Linked DNA regions of Homo sapiens: region 2 is linked to region 1. A link is a loop called in an ENCODE intact Hi-C map of the cell type or tissue named here. Cell type or tissue: dorsolateral prefrontal cortex. All regions are shown on one strand. Links, peaks and the distances in the headings refer to the core of each region. The heading gives the core; the rest is flanking DNA.

Region 1 (7,836 bases), core at 2,158-4,657:
CCATGGACCAGCAGCATCACATTAGCTGGCAGCTTGTCAGAAATGCAGAATATCAGGCCCCAAATCAGACTGCCAACAACAGAATAAGCATTTTTACAAGACTCCCAGCAACTGGTAAGCCCAATGAGTTTGAGAAGTTTGAAAAGCACTGTTTGAAAGAGCCTTCATCAGTCTCAATGCCAACTAGGGGGCTCACTAGCTTTGTTCCCTTCATGTAAAAAATGAGAATGTATTTGCAACAAAAGGTTCTACCATCCATATTCCAAGGGAGCACAAAAGGACATTTTGTTCTCTACTTTTTCTCTATTCAAAACAAAATTACAATTTAGGCACCTGTAAAAAGACAAAATGATCTAAGTTCATGGTATCTAGATTTCTGGAAAAAACACCTGGGCTGGTTTTCGGTTGCCCAGTTTAAACAGTTAAAAGTTTTGAGTAAGTGAGAAGAGCAGAGCTCTCCTTTCCCAGTCACCTGAAACAATGGACTTGCCTTTTGGAGGTTGATGGTGCTGACGTGCAGTTTCTTCATGGGTCCTGTTTCCACTGGTCCACTAGCCAATGCATCCCCTTGGCCACTCCTAAGCATCCGATGCTGGTAAATCAAAGGATCCTCCTCTTCATCAGCAAGTGTGTATCCCTACAACCAAAGATTTATAGGAAACACCTATAACTCTACTAGATGCTTCTGGTTTAGGAAATATCCTTAAATTTTGGGAGGTGCAGACCTGGTAGAGCCAGGATTTCAGTAAGAAGTAAAAAGTTGCACATATGGACAAAATGAACCACAGATGGGCTGACTCCCCAACTGTAGACAGTCTTTGCTAGTCACTCCTAGTTACTGACAAGCACTGACTTAGTATTAAGATCAAGCAACCATGCAACTAGCAAAGATAAACAATTGTCGGCAATGGGAAAAGTGATAAAGTGTTTGGAGCAAAGGTGGCAAACAGCCCCCATCCCCTGGCTTTTTAAAACTTTTTAAAAAGAATCATCTATTCACTTATTTATTTGTGCCACTCCCTACCTGCCTATCTAATCGAACCTATTTATTTACTTATTTTTTTGAGACAGAGTCTAGCTCTGTCTCTCAGGCTGGAGTGCAGTAGCGCAATCTCAGCTCACTGCAACCTCTGCCTCCTGGGTTCAAGCAATTCTCTTGCCTGAGCCTCCTGAATAGTTGGGACTACAGGTGCACACCACCATGCCCGGCTAATTTTTGTATTTTTAATGGAGACGAGGTTTCGCCATGTTGGCCAGGCTGGTCTTGAACTCCTGACCTCAAGTGATCCTCCCGCCTCAGCCTCTCAAAGTTGTGGGATTACAGGCATGAGCCCCTGTGCCTAGCCTTTAATCTACTTTGAGATAGGGTCTCACTCTGCCACCCAGGCTGGAGTGCACTGGTGCAATCACAGCTCACTGCAGCCTCAGGTGATCCTCCCACTTCAGCCTCCTCGGTAACTGGGACCACAGGTACCCGCCATCATGACCAGCTAATTTTTTGTATTTTTTGTACAGATGGGGTTTTACCATGTTGCCCAGGCTGGTCTCAAACTCCTGGGCTCAAGCAATCCACCTGCCTTGGCCTCCCAAGGCGGGAGCCACCGCACCCAGCCCTCTGCCTGTTTTTATATAGCCCAAGAGCTAAGAAGGGTTTTTATACTTTTAAATGGTTGGGGGGAAAAAAAATCAAAAGAAGATTGATATTTTGCAACACATGAAAATTGAGAGAATCAAATTTAGGTGTCCATAAATAAAGTTTTAGTGGAATGCAGCCAGGCTCATCATTTACACATTGTGTATGGCTGCTCTCAGGCTGTAGTGGCAGAGCTGAGGAGCTGCAAAAGAGACCACATAGTCTACAAAACTGGAAAAAAGTTTGCCAATCCCTAATTTACAGCCAAAAAGCTACACAAACTCCCATAGCCAAGATTACAAGAATATCAAGTAGTAAAGACAACAGGGACTTCAGAACAGAAAAGAAGTATAGTTCACCTTGACAATTCTGCAGATGAGCACATCATAGCGCTGATGATTGATTCGGTGTCGCACCAGAACTTTATTCACCATTGGAATGAAAATTTGGTACTAAAACAGGAGGGGGAAGAGATGAGAAACTATCATTTTGGAGAGTGGAGAAAAAGTAGAGGAAAAAATATTATACAACTACATTATGACCATTTCTTCTGGGTTTGTGGCTAGCTCTGTGATATTCAAAAGAATCCTTCTTCCCATCTCCCGTTATAATCCTAGTTCAAGTCCCCATCATCTGGTTTATGATGGTGGCCTCTTAACAGATCTTTGCTTCTGCCCTTGCCCCCGCAGCCTATTTTCCCACATGGCATTGAGTTATCATTTAAAAATATTAAGTCAGATCTTATTTTTCCTGTGTTCAAAGTCCACCAAAAACTTCCAGTCTTGCTCAGAGTAAAAGCCAAAGTACTTACAATGGCCCACAATAGTGATTTGCATATTTTAGTGGGCGTCAGAATCACCTGGACAGCTCATGAAACCAGAGACTGCTGGGCTCCACAGCTAGAGGATCTGATTCAGTAGGTCTTAGGTGAGATGAGGTCTTGCTCTGTTGCCCAGGCTGGAGTGCAATGGCACAATTATGGGGGTCACTGCAGTCTGGAACTCCTGGGCTCAAGCGATCCCTCTGCCTTAGCCTCCTGAGTAGCTGGGACCACAGGCACGTGTTCCTACGCCTGGCTAAGTTTTAAATTTTTTTGTGGAGACAGGGTCTTGCTATGTCTGGAGTTGGTCTCCAACTCCTGATCTCAAGCAATCCTCTTGCCTCAGCCTCCCAAGTTGCTGGAATTACGGGTGTGAGTCACTGTGCCTAGCTCAAGAATCTGCATTTCTAACAAGTTCTCAGGTATGTAGACACTGATACTGCTTGTCCAGGAATGATATTTTGAGAGCTCCAGGCCTACAAAATCTAGTCTCTACTATTCTGCCTTATCTCCATCACCTTAACTACAAGCACTTCCCCATTGCTTGCTCCTCTGAAGTCACACTGCTTTCCTGCTGTGCCCTGAACTCTTTGAGCAAGCTGCCACCTCAACCTTAGCACTTGCTATTTCTTCTCCTTGCATCCAATTCTTTGCAACCAGGCCTTTATTTTATCTAGGTCTCTGCTTGAGTGTCAACTGATCAGAGGTCTTCTCTGTCTACCCTAAATAAAGAGCACTTCTCCCCACTTCAACCCATCACTCTTAAGAAACAAACTGTTTATTTGCTTTGCTTCATCAGGATGGAAGCTCTATGAGAGCAAGGACTTTATTCTGTTTACCGTGTTACCCCCAGAACGGCACTTAGCTCACATAGGTTGCTCAATAAATGTTTGCTGAACACATGAAAAGAAAAAAAGCAAGTAATTCCACGTTCTCTGATGGTGGCTGGCATCAGACAAAGTCTGAGTGGCTCACAGACAAAGTCTTCTTTCCAAATAAGGCAGAAGAGCACCTGTCTGTCCAGACTCCCATCTTACCTTCTTCCCCAGCTGAAAAACAAGTGAAGACAGCGTGTCCATGGCTGTGGAGCGCAGTTCTGGGCTCTGGTCCAGTGTTCGAACAATAGGGTGAATGATCCGGGAGGCATAGTCAGTGAAATCCAGGGACTCCGTCAGGCGGTCCACAGTCTCTAGCGCTGCCCTACAACAATCACTAACATACAGTAACTGCTAACATACAATCTCCAAGGAAGAGACGTGACTGAGGGTGAGCTTAACAATCAGCACCAAAGGGATGGGAATGAACGGCTTCTAAGGTATTTTGGATGACATGGATCCAACATTTATTCCAATGGGATAGGGACAGTTAAGATTTCCATAAACCTGGGATATTTCTAGACTAAAATAATGTGAGTTGAAATAACAAAAAAAATAGAAAGATGGCCTGGGAACTTAAGAAATGAACATTTTCAACAAAACATTAAAGCTTAAAGATTGCTAGTCCCAAAGAGGAGGTGCTCACTTTCGAGATGGCAGTGGAGCTTCAGGGGCATCAAACAACTTAACAATAGGAGGCAGCAGTAAATGCAGGTAGTCATCCAGGTTGGCGCCAAACAGCTGGATTGCAGCCAGTAACTGCAAAAGGGAGCAAAAGCATGGTGATGAATAGTCAGGTCCCAAGTATCTAAGGACACGCAGCGGGTGGTGGTGTAGACAATTCAAAGTTCTCTGGGGACTGGGAAAACTCTTTATTAAATGGCCTTGAACTATATCCTTTTGATAGCACTTTCTTCCCCTCATTTTATTTGCTTACATATTACTTTGCTTTCTCTGTGCTTATTTGAGTTGATAAGGAATCCGTTGCTGGAAAATAAAGAAAATTAGTCTGGGATAAAATATTTCCCAAGATTAATCCATTGAAACAGATACAAAACATAAGGATAATCAAGAGAGGATTACAGACATTCTGTAAACTGCACACATTGGGTATTAGTATTCTTGGGATTCTGTCTTATGGAATGGGCATCAACCTGTCACTCAGAATGAGGTCTCAGCTTTTAGCTGATCACCCAGGGACTCAGAGGAAATCAGAAAATCTCTCTGGAGGATGACGTAGGCTACTCACCTTGATAGAGACAATGCGGCCTGGGCTGTTGTCATGCATGAAGACACGCAGCATGTGTGGGATCAGCTGGGGCAGGTAGAGCTTAAATTCACCCCCAAGAGCTACCACAATTTGCTCAATGAGAAGAATGATCGTGCTCTGAATTGAGGTGTTCATGACCCAGAATTCCTACAAAGAGAGAAAAGTCAGAGGAGCTGAGTCAGGTCCCTTTCTGATGATATATGAACAAAGGAATCAAGATGGCCAGAAAAGCAAAACTGTAGTGAGCATGGTCTGCGCCGAGATCAACTCCTCACTCCCCTCCTCCCACTGGGCCCTTCTTGTGTCCTATGTTGCAGCTACACTGGACAAACTCAATTGCATTTCCCCAGATGCACCAGGCTACCTCAGTCCTCTGGGCTTTGCTCATGCTGCTTCCTCTGCCTAGAATCCCACTTCTTGCTCAGCTAAGCCCTGTCTGTCTTTCTAGACCTGGCTCTAGCCTCACTTCTCCCATGCAGGCTTTCTTCTTCTCCTTCCATGATCCACTTGGGTCCTTTGCACTCCCTTTGATAGCGATAGCAGTTGTAAGACTTCCTTTGCTTTGCTGTCCTCCCTCTAGACTGTAGGCTACTTAGGGACAAGTATCCTATCTCTGTATCCCCAGAATCTATCAATCAGAGCATCTGGAATATTCTAGAATGAACAGATGACTAAGTCACTCAAAAAACTCTGAAGTGGTCCAGGGTGGACTTGGACCTTACTTTGGTATCACCTGATCTCTACCAGAGGGTGACTCCAGTATTACAAATATTTCCTGGCTTTTCTGGATTTAGATTTTGCTATTAATAGATAGCATCTGATATCTGTCCCTTCCCAAAAATCTATCCATCAGGCCTGAACAGTGCCACAAAATGAGCCCCTTTCTACACCCACATGGTTATTTTCCACACAAGTTACTAAAATAAAAACTTGGCCAACTGGCCACAGATCCTGCCTCAGTGCTGCAAAGCAAATTAGTCCAAGCCTCTAACTCCAGGAAAAGATATCATTTCTATCAACTCAAAAAGACAGCTGCCTACCACCATCTTTAAAAGTTCTGGAGTAGGAAATTTAATGATAATAGAAACCCTACTAATGATGGCAACACATGAATGTTAATATTCTTGGAGCCTCTAAATAGTTCAAAGTAGAAGTCCATAACAACAAGGATAACTCCTCAGATGAAAGGCTTTATAAAAAGATATAGTATTTTTATTTAAAAAGGTATCTTTAAAAGCATAATGGTTTAGAAAGCAAAAACTATACTAGAAGATGCTGGTAAAACTTCCTTTCTCTCTACTTGGAGAGAAGTATTCTCTCTGAAAAAGCTGTGTTTTCTAGGTTAAAAGTGTTGCCAAAGAAACACCACAGATTTCACAGCCTCCAGAGTCTGTCTGATGTTCATCCACTTGAACCCTACTCTGCCTTCTTTAGAGAAGGCCAACCTACCTCCCAGCTGCATTATCATCAGCTCCTCACAGGGGCTTCTCTACCTCAAAGATGTCAGGCAGCCTGCCAAGGGATGTCAGCTGGATCACTGTTCACAAAGACTATTTTCTTCCCAGGCTCGGGGGAGCTCATTAAAATGCCCAGAATCAACAGTCAAAGGAAGAGCCCCCGTTGCACCTTCTCTATCTGGGATGAAATGAAAGCTGTATTTTGCAGGTGTGAGGCTCCCTGCCTCAATTCCCTGTGTTTTGGTCATCAACCTGTTATGACTATAATATGGTCATATTGTATCCTTGTTTAGCCTTCTTGGGGGGATTAAGTCACAGATTACTTCATCCTCCTCCCATGAGGACACTGCTTCTTCCCTTGCCCCTCCTCCCACTAAGACTAGCCATCGGCCTCTTTAGCATTCTGCCTAAATCCTCCTTGTACAGAGGCTTCTGTGGTAAGAGTCAGGGAATAGAGCAGCTTTTAATTATTTATACATGTAGGGAGGTTTTCAGTTCTGAGATCCAGGTGCTGGGAAGTTCCATTTGAAACCAGCCATTTTGATTTTAGTCCTGCTAAAATCAAATAGTCCAGCCATTTTGATTTTAGTCCAAACTAACTACAAAGGTCTGGTGTGAAAGAACAGAAATCTTCCAACTCTTTGAGGACATGCCATCCCTGTGAAGCAATCTTCCCCGTAGAGACATTTAAATTATATAGAACACAAGGAAAAATGATATTGCCCATGGGGTGTCTTCTGGCACCTACTTAATGCATGTTATAAAATCCTGGAACCTGAGCCTTTTCTCATGTGCCACTGCAGTCAAAAGGTGATATGTATGGTTTTGGAGGTAGCAGGGTAAAGCATCACCTTGTTCCTTGGTGCCCAACACGTGTCCATCATATTTAACAGCCCTAAGAAAACCCAATCCCTTCATGGTTTATGAGCAGTAACAAAGAGGGCTTTCATGAAAATAGAAAAGCACCCTTGTGATATTAAAGTAAAATTGCTTTGTTGTGTGTGAGGCAAATAACCCAATTGTCTATTTCTGGCAGAACAATTACTGCAGGATTTCTCTTCAGCCTTCATGCCTTGTAGTTTTGTACCTGGGAACCTGGAGCAACAGCCCTTCCTCCCCCTCAAAATCCAGTGGGCTTTGTTCCACTTCCTGTACTAAGACTGTAACAGCTCTACAAAGATCCGTGAAAAAAAGTCTATGTCATTCAAACTTGCTTCTGAGCCTTCCTTGACCCAAACATGGAAGAGGCCAAAGCATTAACTTCTACTCACTCTCATGAGGGTGACTATTTCATCCATATAAGGTCTGATGTGGCTCTTCACAAAGGACACCAACATTCCCAGCTGCTGGAACAAAAACTGAAATGGACAAGAGGTCAACCAGCTGGTATCATGAAGGACATTGAACCCCCAGGCTTACCTTAAGCTCATGTGAACAAATAAAGGCAACTATGGAATGGGTTTCCACACTACACTATCTACTGAGAATATATTTCAAAGACCCAAGCTTGGCTAGGTTTGGAGGCTCAGTGCTTTGGGAGGCCAAGGCGGGAGGACTGCTTGAGGCCAAGATTTCAAGAACAGCCTGGGCAACATGGCGAGATCCTGTCTCTACAAAAAAAATACAAAAAATTAGCTGGGCACTTGCCTGTAGTTCTAGCTACTGGATGCTAAGGTGGGAGAAATGCTTGAGCCCAGAAGTTCAAGGCTGTAGTGAGCTATGCACGTGCCACTGCACTCTACAGAGTGCAGGGTGACAGGGTGAGACCCTGTCTCTTAAAA
Region 2 (5,912 bases), core at 1,651-4,150, 150 kb before region 1:
AACCTCAGTTTATAATGTGTAAAGCGGGGAGAACTCTGGTACCTCCATTTCTCCTTGAGAGCTGGCTCCTGCCGGCGGCTTGGGCTCCTCTCTCCCATCCCTACCCCCTCCTTCCAGACCAAATCGCCCCATCTGAGTGGCTTTCTTGTCGCTTCCTATTTTATTTATTTTTCGAGACAGTCTTGCTCTGCTGCCCAGGCTGGAGTGCAGTGGCACGATCTCAGCTCACTGCACCCTCCTGCCTCAGCCTCCCGAGTAGTTGGGATTACAGGCGCACGCCACCAAGCTGGGCCATTTTTTTTTTTTTTTTTTTATTTTTAGTAGAGACCTTGTGATCTGCCCGCCTCAGCCTCCCAGAGTGCTGAGATTACAGGTGTGAGCCACCAGCGCTTGGCCTGTTTCCTATTTTAGAAGGATGCAATTCCAACCTCTGGCCAGGAGAACCTCCCCCTCCCTGCACACGGCCACCTGCTTTTCACTGAGGTCTCAGCTCAAACGCCACCTCCTGGAGGCCTGCCCTGACCACCCCCCATGCATTCACAGGAACCCTGCCTTCTCCTGTCCCCCAGCCCCTGTCTTGCCTTCATCAGACCATCCTTTGATGTCTCTATTTTTGTTGTTTGTTTTTTTTGAGACAGATTCTTCCTCTGTCACCCAGGCTGGAGTGCAGTGGCGAGATCTCGGTTCATTGCAACTTCCGCCTCCCGGGCTCAAGTAATTCTTCCACCTCAGCCTCCCTAGTAGCTGGGTTTACAGACATGCACTACCATGCCCGGCTAATTTTTGTATTTTTAGTAGAAATGGGGTTTCACCAGGTTGGCCAGGCTGCTCTTGAACTCCTGACCTCAGGTGATCTGCCCGCCTTGGCGTCCCAAAGTGCTGGGATTACAGGTGTGAGCCACCACGTCTGGCCATCTGATGTCTCCTTTAACTAGGACATCAGCTCCTAGAGGGCAGGGACTGATCTGTCGTCTACCACTGTCCCCATACCCGGGCAACACCTGGCACGTAGCATGATTTTAGTGAGCAGCTACTGAGTGTAAGGGGTAACGTACAAATAGTTGAGCTGTCTTGGGGCCCTGCCTGGGGCTCAGATTAAAAATCAGCTTAGTCGGCTGGGCGTGGTGGCTCACGCCTGTAATCCCAGTACTTTGGGAGGACGAGGCTGGCGGATCACCTGTGGTCGCCAGGTCCGAGACCAGCCTGACCAACATGGAGAAACCCTGTCTCTACTAAAAATACAAAATTAGCCGGGCATGGTAGCGCATGTCTGTAATCCCAGCTACTCCGGAGGCTGAGGCAGAAGAACTACTTGAGCCCAGGAGGTGGAGGTTGCAGTGAGCCGAGATCGCACCATCACACTCCAGCCTGGGCAACAAGAGCGAAACTCTGTCTCAAAAAAAAAAAAAAAAAAAAAATCAGCTCAGTTTTAGTAAGAGCTCGCCACGCAGGTGCCCTCACCACCTGCCAGGCCCTCTGCCATCTGGTTTTCCTACTGAACCCTCCCCGACCAGGTGTTTTCCAGATGGAGAAACAGGCCCTACCTGCCTTGCTCGGGGGTGTGCAGCCATTTCAGGGCACAGCTGGCCGCTGGGAGAACCAGGACTCAAACCTGGCTCTACGCCGGCACTCACCTCGTCGATCTCACACTGGACCACGGACTCCACGGAGGGGTGCTTCACCACCTCCCGCAGGACACCTCCATCTCCGCCCCCGATGATCAGCACCTGGGAGGAGGGGGCAGTCAAGGCAGGGGCCCTGGCAGGACTGGGAGCCCCCAGGCCCCTGAAGCAGACCCCCTGACCCCTCGGACCCACGGGCCTCATCTTTTTCTACCCTCGGAAACGCTTTCGTGCCGGTGTCCCCTTTCCTGGAAGTTCCTTCCAGGGCTGCCCTAGGATTCCGAGGCCGCGTCAGTGTCGGCCCCCACCCCTCCGCGGGACGCCCCTGGCCTCGCTAGCACTTTCTCTGACAACCATGCAGGCAGCATCTGGGAAGAGCCCGGAGCACACCTGGGGCCGCCCCTCGTCCGGCACTGTTCCAGGGGACACTGGGGTACCTTTCGCGGGTTGGGGTGGCTGCAGAGAGGCAGGTTGGCGATCATCTCCTGGTAGGAGAACTCGTCTCTCTCCGTGCACTGGATGACACCGTCCAACACCAGCACGTTGCCATAGGTCTTACTGCGGGCGGAGTGACAGTCGGGGACCTGGGTTCTCTGGGGTGGGGAAAACGTACCCCAAGCCGCCCTGGGTGAGGAGGGTCTCCCCATCCCGCCTAGGGGTCCCAGGGATGAGGAGCGATGGTGACACGTGGCGAGGAACGGCAGGCGGGCCGCCGGGTGGAGGCCGGGGTGGGACCCGGGGTCTCCTCGGGCTCTGACGTGTCCTGAGGGCTGACACGTGGAGCGGGGCGCAGACTCCGACTCCCCCACCCAAGAGGCCAGCCCGCAGTCCCAGCCCCAGCCCAGGGAGGCGGTGTGAGGGGTGGCGAGGGGGCCAGGGCAGGACGAGGTCCAGCCCGCTTGGGTCCCGGCGTGGAGAGGCCCGTGAGGCGGGCAGCAGGCGGCCCGGGCTGAGCCTAGGGGGCAGGCGCCTGCGGGCAGCGGCGGTACCTGCGGAAGACGAGGATGTCCTGGTAGCGCGAGCGCCGGTGGTGGAGCAGCTGCTCCACCTGCAGTGACAGGGCCTGGCCGGGCCACAGGCTGCAGGTCTCGCGGAACCAGCCCTCGCGGATGGCGGCGGGGCCGGAGGCGGCGGGGCCGTCGGGGCCGGGCTCCATGGCGGGCGGGCGGGCGGCGCGGGGCGCGGGCCCGGGACTGCAGGCCGCGCGGCGCCGCAGCACAACGGGACCAGCTCCGCCCGCCGCCCGCGCCGCAACCTAACCCGGGCGCGGGGCGGGGCCTGCCGGCGGGGGCGGAGCCCGCGCTCGCCAATGGCAAAGCGGCCTCGCCTGGCGCTCATTGGCCACCGGCTCGCAGAGCGGCGCAGAGTGGCTGTGGCGCGCCGTCCGTCGGCGGCAGCAGGGTAGTGCGGCCCGCTCCAGGGGCCACGTGGGGCCCGGCCGGGGCCGGGCGGCCGGGTCGGGTTCCGGGGCGGGCTGGGCCGGCGGAAGGGGTCCGGGTCCTTCCTCCGCCCCAAGCAGCCGGGGCGGTGCACCACCGGCCCCCGCTTCCTTCTCGGGGTTGGGAGGCACCGAGGGCCTCGAGGGGCTGCGGGACTCGGGCTTGGTGTGGAGGGCAAGAGCGCTGCGACGTGCGGACTGGAGAGTCAGCCTTTGGGCTGGAGACACGGGAGCGGGTGGCTACAGTGGTTTACGTTGTTGCACGGGGCGAGTAGAACGTATCCTTCTTTGCGTCCAAAATCTGGTTCCTTGTTGGATTTGAACAGATTATGTGGCTCGTCGGGGCGAACCGAGGGTTTTTATTTACTTGGAAAGAATCATCACAGCCCGCGAATTCACAAGCTGGATTTAGCCATTTTCCCTTAGATTCTGCGCCATGAGCCTATAGGCTGTTGAATACGAGAGAAGTGCTTTTCTAAACGAGTTTCTAAATTTACCAGCAGTGTCCAGGAAGAGGCCCAGAACATACATATTCAGCACCAGAAAAGACTGGCACGCAATTTTTCTTGACAAACTGGGTCTTGCTCTTTGAAGGGTGGGTGGGAATGTGCTGTTTTTATGAGAATGTCAAAGAACTTCTCAGAATCACATTAAGCATGCTAATTACCAAATATTAAATGCTAATTGTTCCACACGCAGTTCGAATGCCAAGGAAGGAAGATGAAACTAGTATAAGCTACTCTTGACATTATGTCAGGGATGGTTTTGACACGTTTTGCAGCCTCCACCTGGAGGTGGGGAACGTTTCCTGTGTCGTCCCCAGAGCAGAGTAACAGCGTTGTTTATGGGTGAGAGCAAGCCTCAAGCCTAGGCAACAATGTGCCTTGCTTGCTTTTAAGCTCCTTCTAAAGGGGAGGTAAACCAAGACCGCTAAAGAATTGCTAGGTGCCTGGGCGTGATGGTTCACCCCGGTAATCCCAGCACTGTGGGAGGCGGAGGCGGAGGCGGGCGGATCACGAGGTCAAGAGATCAAGACGATCCTGGCCAACATGGTGAAACCCCGTCTGTACTAAAAATACAAAAATTAGCTGGGCATGGTAGTGCGCGCCTGCAGTCCCAGCTACTCGGGAGGCTGAGGCAGGAGAATCGCTTGAACCCGGGAGTTGGAGGTTGCAGTGAGCTGAGATTGCGCCACTGCACTCTAGCCTGGGCAACGATAGTGAAACTCCGTCTCAAAAAAAAAAAAAAAAAATTGCTAGGCAGCTGGGCACAGGGGCTCAGGCTGATAATACTAGAATTTTGGGAGGCCGAGGCAGGAGGACCGCTTGAGCCCAGGAGTTCGAGACCAGCCTGGGCAACATAGCAAGACTGTCTCTAAAAAATAAAAAACATTGCTAGGCAACAGCTTCCATGGACTTGTTCCAGGAACGAAGATTATTCTTGAAATGTCCACGTAGTGGATAAGACAGAGTCAATCAGTGTGTCCAGTGCTACAGGCTTGATTGGGTTCAATCCTGTACTTGGGTCAAGGTGTTTGCCTACATTGCCTGTACTTCCTCCAAGACATTTCTGCCTCTGGGTTGTAACTGCCCGTGTACTTGTCTGTGTTCCCTAAGCCAGATCATAAGCTCTGAAGCTGAGGATGGTGGCTGTAGATGGCAGTACTTGTCTGTGTTCCCTGAGCCAGATCATAAGCTCTGAAGCTGAGGATGGTGGCCGTAGATGACAGGCCTGGATGCAGCCAGGTGCCTTGTGGATCAGCTTGCTTTTAGGTGGTGAAGGACTGACCATAGACAGTGGCCCTGGCATTCCAGGACACTGCATGGGGGAAAGTGGAGGGCCAGGTCCATCCCATCCCCTCTATAAGCTGGACAAAGCTGCTCCAGCATGTGGGTCCTCACATGAAAAAGGCCACATTGACATCCTTTGTCCTCCTGTAGAGGGAGTGAAACTGAGAGGCCTCAGCCTCAAGCAGGCACAGAACTTGAGACCTCTCGGCCAGAGTGTACAGACATTGCACAAACCTTCCAAGTTCAGAGAAGACAAAAGCCCTGAGTAAATTACAGACAAAAAAGCCCCCAAATATACAGCACTGTGAATCCAGAAATGCCACCTGACTTCAGGTCACAAGGAAGAAAAACTGATTTTGCCAGAAGTAGCCATTATTGCACAGCCCAGTTATAATCACAACTGACGTTAAAGTCAGGCCAGATGACCACAGAAGTCTACAGAAAAAAACCAGGATTGGCCACGCGTGGTGGCTCACGCTTGTAATCCCAGCAGTTCGGGAGGCCAAAGCGGGTGGATCACCTGAGGTCAGGAGTTCAAGACCAGCCTGGCCAAGGTGGTGAAATTCCATCTCTACTAAAAATACAAAAACTAGCTGCCATTGTGGCGTGCACCTGTAATCCCAGCTACTTGGGAGGCTGAGGCATGAGAATTGCTTCAACCCAGGAGGCGGAGGTTGCAGTGAGCCACAGTCGCACCACTGCACTCCAGCCTAGGTGACAGAGCGAGACCCTGTCTCCAAGAAAGGAAAAAAAAAAAAACAAAAAAAAACACCCCCAACACCAAAAAACAAAACAAAACAAAACAAAAAAACAACCAAACAACCAGGACTGAGAAAATCAGGCTTTAGCATGAAATGTTTTCCCCTAAATTCAGACCAATGTACCTCAAAAACCCAGTTGTAAAGCTTAAGTGTCTAGTGGGTTAACTATCCCACCCAACCTCCTAAAAAGTGTTATTATAAAAGGAAAAAGGGGAGAAAGGGTAGAGGAGAGAAAGGTGGGCCAATGGCTACTGTTCAAGGAAATGGTTTAAATGGGGCTGCCACGTGGTTATGTGTCTGT

What was found. Peaks named below come from ENCODE experiments on the same cell type or tissue, not always from the same donor. Only the 100,000 strongest peaks of a DNase experiment are listed, where the experiment ranks them.
Region 2: a loop joins it to region 1, with 2.0 times the contacts of the local background. A loop is called at or near these places in 2 of 110 quality-filtered maps.

The regions. Positions count from the first base shown.
Region 1 is chr1:11,208,822-11,216,657 of GRCh38, forward strand. It overlaps MTOR (mechanistic target of rapamycin kinase), which reads right to left. Exons shown (of 58, transcript NM_004958.4): 20 at 7,327-7,413; 21 at 4,578-4,745; 22 at 3,975-4,087; 23 at 3,491-3,653; 24 at 1,993-2,085; 25 at 491-637. Among named protein-coding and RNA genes, the nearest start is that of ANGPTL7, 23 kb to the left of the region's middle. In dorsolateral prefrontal cortex, for the core only: a CTCF peak has its summit at 3,633; a DNase peak (open chromatin) is centred at 3,580; H3K27ac peaks cover 708 bases.
Region 2 is chr1:11,057,166-11,063,077 of GRCh38, forward strand. It overlaps SRM (spermidine synthase), which reads right to left and starts at 2,853. Exons shown (of 8, transcript NM_003132.3): 1 at 2,612-2,853; 2 at 2,060-2,180; 3 at 1,635-1,727. The coding sequence starts at 2,778. RefSeq lists silencers at 2,373-2,562, 2,773-3,302. In dorsolateral prefrontal cortex, for the core only: a CTCF peak has its summit at 3,002; a DNase peak (open chromatin) is centred at 2,956; H3K4me3 peaks cover 2,288 bases; H3K27ac peaks cover 1,636 bases.